2 separate regions of the Homo sapiens genome follow, and region 1 is linked to region 2. A link is a contact called in ENCODE Hi-C or POLR2A ChIA-PET data. All regions are on one chromosome and are shown on one strand. Each heading gives the region's core, a stretch centred on a gene start or an enhancer-like site at or near the end of the contact. The rest is flanking DNA. Distances are from core to core; before and after follow the strand shown.

Region 1 (3,847 bases), core at 126-2,625, 280 kb before region 2:
GTATCCTGTAACTTTGCTGAATTCAACATAATTTTAATTGCTTTTTAGGTTTTATTCTTATAAATTGAAATGGGGACCCCAGCCAGAGAACACTCTGGACCACACAATCTTTTGTCCTCAACCTCCATATCCCAGTCTCCCCATAGTCCAAAGATTCCCTTACCCTGCACTGCCAGAGGGTTAAAGGGTCAGTTCTAGGCAGCTCCTTTGTCAGGATTGCTGGCCTCCAAAGCCCCACCTCGCTAATTCTGTTTCTTCATTGTCAAATAAGGAGGTCCATCTCTGTCCTCTCAGGTCTTCTGCAGCACTGGATACCATGTGTTAGCTCACGTACCTGAGTTCAGTTTTCATGAGAGTTCATGATGACTGAGGTATGGTTAATCATTTGTTAAATAGTTAGATTTTTATTCCAGAGAAACACCTACTCTACAGAGCGCATATGAAACAGGTTTGCATTGCATGAATTATTTTCCCATTTGAAACCCAGAATCTCACTCAAATGGCTTTCCAACCCATATTGTACTGAAGTATCCTGTTCGTTCCATTAACTATTCACAGAGTCAACTGGGGAACCGTTGTTATTAATTTCAATGGAAGGCTAAAATGCAGTTCATTTTCTGTAATTGCAGGCCCACGGTCTAAAGAGCCAGCAAAAGCTTTTAATCTGAGGCTTTTTTAGAGGAGTATGATCATTATTACATTGAACATCTTTTGAAGGTGCGTAATTATCAAAACCTCAATAACATTGACATTCAAAGAGCCCTATACCATAGAAGCGAAACTCACATGCAGGGAGCAGGACAAATTGCGGTCTGAGTTACCCAGGGATAGAGAAATGGCCACGGGGAAGGTCGACAATGTTTGCACATCTTGCTTTGCTATTTTATTCCAACTGTGAGGCTCTTCATGCCACATGGGAAGGGGACAGACGCACTCCCTTCATATATGTAAGTTGTTTGTGGCCTCAGATATCCAACCCTTCCTGCTGCAGCTTCCCTGACCTCCTGCACCGGGAGCCACCGGCTGCAAACAGGCTGCAAACACCGGGGAGCTGCAAGCGAGGGCGGCCAGTCCATCGAGCCAGCAGAGGGCGCTGAAACGCGGCCCAGTGAACTAGGGACGTCCAGGGCCAGCGCTGACCACTGGTGGTGCCCGAGCTCCCAGGGCTCTGATGCCCGGCTGCTCCAGTCCGCAGAGAAAACTAACCGGACACTCCACTGCTACTTTCTTCCCGATGCTCATGAGTCTCACCTTTGGTGAGGGCTGTCACCCTTTAGCCACAGTTCTGTGAGAGAACCACCTCCTTTTCCCCCATAGGAGGAAGGACAGCGGCAGAGGAGGCCAGGGGAGTGGCTCACGCAGTGACAAGTGACTGCAAGGCCACCCCCACCACACTTCCCACAGGTGGCACCACATGTGCACTTCTGCTCAAAACTGAAGCGGGGTGACAGCACACTGCTTGGCATGGGGACAGAGACAAAGGAGGCAGGCACCGGGGACAGGGTGTCAGCATGTATGTGCATATATATATATGTGTATGTGTGTGTGTATATATATACACACACACACACATATATACACACCCTGTATATATATATATATACACACACCCTGTATATATATATATATATATACACACCCTGTATATATATATACACACACACACATATATATACACACACACATACATATACATACACACACAGACATACATACATATACACATACATACATACATATGTATGTGTATATATATTTTTAGTTAAAATCCAGATCGATGATGCTGGCACCATCACGTACTCCAAATGTCAAAGCCACACGTTATGAGGTTGGTGAGATAGGCCACCCACCCTCACATACTCATTCATCTTCAGCATGTTGCCACTTACTATATTTTGTGTGCACCCGGATAAGTGGATTTAAGGATTTCATTATTCAGTGTTAACTAAATTAATTTGGAAAAAATGTATATGTAGCTTTAAAAATATGGTTGCAAAGAATCTGTAGGTTGGCAACATTAGTAACGGGAGCACAAGTGAACTCAAAGGAAACAGCAGAGCTCTCGCATCTCTTACTCCTAGGAAGGCCCCTTTATCAGCCAGTCCGCAGGAGAAGCAATGATGAGCTCAGCAGATCTGACAGTCTTAGGCCAACCAGAATTTTTTTTAGAAAAGCAAACAAATCTGTCATTTCAAGCAAAAGATGCTGCCACAATAAGTGAGAATGTAATTGTTCCTTTTTTGCCCCCTGGGAGTGGTGGTGAAATAAAAGAAAGAAAATGGGAAATCCTATCTATAAGACCAAGTAAAAATAATCATGCATCGGGCATAGCTCTTACCATGAAGTGGCAGCAGACACATCAGAACCGTGGCAGATCACAGACTCTTTCCAAGTGGCAGGGATTGTCCAGGGAGCGGCTGAGTCAGCAGCAGGGCCTGTCCCACCTGGGCACTATTTCCTTCTTTCCTTTACTGCCACCTCATGTCAGATGGTGACAAGAGGATCATGACAAACAAGAGTCAAAGGTCAGATCAGAAGTCAGAGTCAAAGGCAGGGTCAGAGTGCAGATTTCTGACTCCCTGACCAGTGCTCACAAAGGAATCAAGCCCGCATCTAGTGTGGGCCCTGGCGTGGCCTTGGTGTTAAACACAGGAGAGAGCATAGCATGGTGGGCTCTAAACCCAGAAATCAGACTCCCCCGACAACTTCCAGCTCTGAGACCCAACCTCTCTGTGCCTGTCCTCTCTGACTGTAGAACTGGGAAAGTTAATGAAACTTGCTTTGGAAGCTTGTCGTGAGAAATGAATGGATAAACACATGTGAACGATGCTTGGTGCATACTCAACTTTTAACAAATGTTAGCTGTTGTAATCTTATTTTACCACTGAAGCTGAAGAAACTTTTTTCAGGTTGAGATACTGCATTCCTGGAGTCCTTCAGATCTTTTACCAAATTCCAATATCAAGTTCTCAACTTCCACAGTCTCTGAATCCTGAAGTACACTTGAGAATTTCTGCCAAGATATGCACCTTCAGAGCCAAGAGCAGCAATTAAGAGACCAGTGAAGTTCTCCTGTTTAGACACTACAACGGAAAATTTGAAAGCAAATATCTCAGACAACAAGGATGGCTGAAATACAGTACAAACCAAGAATGCTAATCATTTTCAAAGTCAAAAAGTAAATTGGGACACCGATTTAGCACAGCTTGCAACCTTGCAAAATTCCTGCTCCACAGAACTGTAACTGCTGGCCTCTCCAAAGGTCGGGCAGAATGCACTTTATTTACATTTCATCCAAGCTTGCTACTTTACAATGTGGACTTCCCAAAGGGCAGGGCTGTCTTACTTATTTCTGTGTTTGTTGAATGAATGTTGAACATGGCAGTCTACAGCCATACCACCCTGAACGTGCTCAATCTTGTCTGAACGTTGAACGTGGCAGAGTGCTCCTCATGGGGAAAGAAAATGCGAGAAGAGGTGGGACGCAATTATTTCCTTGTTTTCAGGATGGGCAGTGTGATCAGGATACTAATGTGAAATGTAATGATGCCGAGTCCTTTTGCAGTGGGCAGGGAAGGGTCACTAGGGGTGCCGGTGACTGGTGTGTATTTTTCCACTTGCCAGTTATGTGCAAATGAGTAAGTCATGAAATCTCAGTGTTTTTCATTTATCCAATGGGAGCAATCTATTTGAAACATACCTCACAAGTCTATTATGAGGATCAAATGAAATGTTTGTAAAGAACGCACAAAAGTGCAGAAGTGAAATGGTGTAGTGAGTGCACGGGTGTTAGACACACGCATGGTGTTGTTAGTCATCTGCCACCCGCACTTCTTGAACATGTAAA
Region 2 (4,057 bases), core at 840-3,339:
CCTTGGGGTGGTAAACAAGCTGATTGTCATGGGAAATGTAGTTGGCTCTGCTCTGTTTGAAACTGTTTTGCAAATCCCTTGTTTGGTTAGATTTCTGAAAGTTGAGTTTGTGAACTCAATAATACAGCTTAATACCAAACTCCCAGTCACATGGTTTTTGGATGCCTGACAGGGTTGTGCACACTATAAAGGGCCATCCAAGCAGGCATGCCCAGTTAGGTCTGGAACGCATGGGGCCTGAAGCACAAACAGAAGGCTGAAGAAAGATGTCAGCCACAATTAGAACGCAGCAGAGGCCAGGGTTCCAATCCTGGATGTGCCCATGCCCTCTGGCTGCTTCCTGCCTTCCCGAATGCTCTCCCTCTGCCCGGATGCTCTGTTCCTCCACCCCCAGCCTGGCCACCTCCTCCTCAGCTTCCTCTGGGAAGCCCTCCCGACCTGTCCAGGTGGAGTTAAGGCCCTCCACCCCATCTGCTGTGGACAGCACTTCCTCCTTGACTCATGAGTACGTGGGCACGGTTTCCACGCTGGGCACTTTGCTGGGCACTCTGACCACAGTGAACGGCACTCTGTGTGCCCATCTGTCCCTTCTAGCTAAGTGGTTCTCCTCAAGGCAGGAGACAGAGTCTTCCTCATCTTCATGTCCCCAGGGCCTGGCACACAGTGGGCACTCATCAAGCACCGGCTGTGCCTAGGTTCATGTTCTCCTTCTCACCTGGAGCAAGATGAATTCAATAAGAGCACAGAATCTTTGCATTGTTTTTCTTAGTGCGTGCTCTCTCTTCCCTCTGCCTCCGGCTTACAGACCATGCCACTGCAACTCTCACACCCTCCAGCTCACCATAGGGATCTGGCTCCTCTCCCAGCTCCTTAAGGGTCACCTCTCCACAGCTCCACTGCACCCCCTTTACAGAGACACTTCCCCTTTGTCTTCAAACTAACCCTGATGCCTTTTGCAAACCCTTCCCTAAAAAACCCACTTCTCTGAAGAGCCCATTGTCTGAGAAGCCAGCCCCAAAGTTTCCTTTTACAGAAAAGGAGATCAGCTTTCCCACAGCCACATGTCAGTCCCCTTCCAAGAAGGGGCAGTTTGAGCTGAATGAACAGAATGCAAAGGCTTCTGCCTGACAGGTAACCTACCTGTCCCCCTGCCCCGAGGAAGCTGGGATAGGCACAGAGGTGGAAGATGGCTTCCACCTCTGCACCAGGAGGGAGATGTAACCTGAACTGATGAGGGAGCAGGGATGGGAGTAAGATCGGCGACATGCTCCCTGGCCCTGCATGTGGTACTTTTGGGGGTAGAAGTTTGGTTGTGGAGCTGCAAATGTTGTACATAGTCTCATTAAAAAATAATCAAGGTTTGTCGTGTCTGCCTTATATTCTCTATGTCTCCTGTTGTGAAGACAAATCATATGTCTCCATGTGGGGTCAAATCATGGCATGCATCCTGGCATAACCTATTGTTATGGGCTGAATTCTGTCCCCCGCCCAAATTCATATGTTGAAGCCCTGACCCCCAGTACCTAAGTATGTGACTGTATTTGAAGATAGGACCTTTTAAAGAGGTGACAAAGTTGAAATGAGGCCATTAGGGTGGGCCCTAATCCAAACTGACTGATATCACTATGAGAAAAGGAGGTTAGGACAGAAAGAGACACAGAGAGGAGAGGCCCTGTGGGGACACACCGGGAAGTTGGCCCTCTACAAGGCAAGGAGAGAGGCTGCAGAAGAAACCAAAGCTACCAGCCCCTCGATCTTGGACATCTAGCCTGCAGAACTGTGAGAAAACACATTTCTATTGTTTACTATCCAGCCTGTGGTACTTCTACTGTGGCAGCCCAAGCAAACGCATATGCCCATTACGTGTTCAGATCTGCTGTTCGTGCAGAAAGACAGCCTACGCACAGGGTCAGCTCCTCTGTCAGATACGGGAACTGTGATGGCTGCTTCAGCATTGAAGGACAGCACACAGTTGCCTCTCTGGGGCTGTGAGCAGGTCTGGCTTCTCTAGGCAGGCCCAGGCTCAGCCAAGCAGAGGTAATGTGAACAGTCCCAGATCCTTCAGGCAGCATCTCCAGCAGTGATTGAGTTCCCTCCGTGGCTCCACCTTTTGCTGGACAGACCACTGTGGTTTCAGCCTCTGCCCCTGGGCTCTGAAACTGACTCAGCGCAAGAGGACAAGCTTCAATTCCCTATGATTTCATCTCCAACCTGACCAATCAGCACTCCCCACTCACTAGCCTGTACCTACCAAATTATCCTTAAATATTCTGATCCCTGATTCTTGGGGAGACTGATTTGAGTAGTAATAAAACTCTAGTCTACCATTAAAACAAAAAAGCCACTGAGCCCCTGATCCTTTCTGGAACATCCCAGCTGACTCAGACCTCCCCTCCCTGCTGATGCAAGCATTGCTCATTCAATATTAATTCGTTGAGCACCAACTTGTCCATGTATCAGGTGATGGTGAGCAGAACTATGGATTTATGAGGCTGACACTCCTGAGAATATGAAGGAGAAAGACTGAGCAAATCACCACACGCTGGAGGAGAAGCCACAGTGAGATGAGGAGAGCAGAAGAAGGAAACCTAACAGGGCTTGTGGGGGACTTGAGATCTTCAGGTGTGGAGGAGTTGAGGAGGCACAGACAAGGTGGGGAAGGAAGTGATGGGAAGTCCAGCCCATGCAAAGGACCTGCAGTGAGAAAGCACAGGATGCTCTAGGCACTGAAAGAAGGCCCAGGAACCGGAGTGTGAGGAGCGGGGGCAGTTCCTGGAAACGCAGGGCTGGAGAGGGGGTGCTGAGCCTGGCTGATGAGAGTGAGCATAGTGGTTTTTGTTTTAAGGGCAATGGAACTCACTGCAGAGTTCTCAGCAGGGGGTTGGCACCATCAGGTTGTGTTTGAAGGACTCACTGGCTGCAGTGTGGAAGAGCCATGTGAGGGAACGAGAGTGGTCAGGGAGCCAGCTCCATGGCGGCGTCCTTCAGAGGCAGCACACAATCCCCCGCACTGGCCTCAGAGGTCCTGCAGGTACACACCTGGCTCAAGAACCAACTCCTGACTGCAGTGATCTGAGCGAAGGTCTCCTTCACCCTGCCAAGAAACTTCCCTCTCGTTTCCCTGCTGCAGAGCCAGGATCCTTCATACAAGGTCCACTCTTTCCATGAAAGCCCTGACCCCCATAAAATGCAAACATCTCTACATGACAACGCCTTAGCCTGAGCAGCCTTCATTGAAGAGTTACTGGAAAAACGCTGACTGGACAAGCGGCGACCAGCAGGAAGGCAGTTTCCTGAATCTCCCTGGTGAAAGTTCTTCTGAGGGAATCCAGATGGGCTTGGCTGCAGGAGGCTGAGTGCCTCAAGTTTCAGTCAAGAGAACTCAGGAGAGCTGGAAGCACACATGGTGGACGTGGAAGGAGGGAAGGGTTGAAGGAGAGCCTTGATCCTGCAAGTTCTTTAGTATTATGATCTCTGTTTTCCACATGAGCTTTAGTGCAGAGAGGTGGAAACAACTTACCTCGGGGCACACAGACCAGAGTAGCTGTCAGGACACAAATATTCTGAGCCTGGTACTGCATTCCACCTCAGCAACAGGCCTTGAGAGCCAGCTCTGGAGAAGCCAAGCAATGGCCCCTGGGTCTGTGGTGATGAGCTGCAAGGACTCACCCCAAATACCACCCCATCAGCAAGTGACTGGCACATAGCAGAAATGTGATGAGTATTTATTGAATGAATGAATGAGTCACCATATGGGCAAGTGCCTTGTAAACAGTTAAGGCCCTGGACCTTTGGAGATTTTTAATAGCTTCAGTCTCCTTAAGCAAAAACGTCCTCAAAAGTCCCTATTTTAAAAGGTAAATAAGGCCAGGCATGGTGGCTCCCACCTGTAATCCCAATGCCAATGCATTGGGAGGTTAAGGTGAGAGGATCATTGGAGTCCAGGAGTTTGAGACCAGCCTGGGCAACATAGTGAGACCCCATCTCTACAAAAAATGTTTTTTAAAAAAATTAGCTAGGCATGGTGGTGTGTGCTTGTAGTCCTAGCTTCTTAGGA

The links. Hi-C counts contacts between places; a loop is a spot of excess contacts on that map. ChIA-PET counts read pairs that join two places held with the same protein, here RNA polymerase II (POLR2A). Pooled maps may share reads with other maps.
Region 1: a loop to region 2 is called in a map of pancreas, with 2.8 times the contacts of the local background. The contact joins two enhancer-like sites. A Hi-C loop is called at or near these places in 107 of 168 maps with a recorded cell type or tissue (A673, B cell, CD14-positive monocyte and 61 more), 37 of 37 single-sample maps with no recorded cell type and 49 of 50 pooled maps. POLR2A ChIA-PET finds 5 or more read pairs at or near these places in 3 of 52 experiments (AG04450, K562 and Panc1).

The regions. Positions count from the first base shown.
Region 1 is chr13:27,532,181-27,536,027 of GRCh38, forward strand. No RefSeq gene overlaps it. Among named protein-coding and RNA genes, the nearest start is that of MTIF3, 84 kb to the left of the region's middle. RefSeq lists enhancers at 827-1,327, 1,328-1,828, 3,391-3,560. Within about 2 kb of position 1,376, at least 2 of the 41 ENCODE cell types and tissues checked have a DNase peak (open chromatin) inside an H3K27ac peak, as active enhancers do.
Region 2 is chr13:27,806,947-27,811,003 of GRCh38, forward strand. No RefSeq gene overlaps it. Among named protein-coding and RNA genes, the nearest start is that of GSX1, 16 kb to the left of the region's middle. Within about 2 kb of position 2,090, at least 2 of the 41 ENCODE cell types and tissues checked have a DNase peak (open chromatin) inside an H3K27ac peak, as active enhancers do.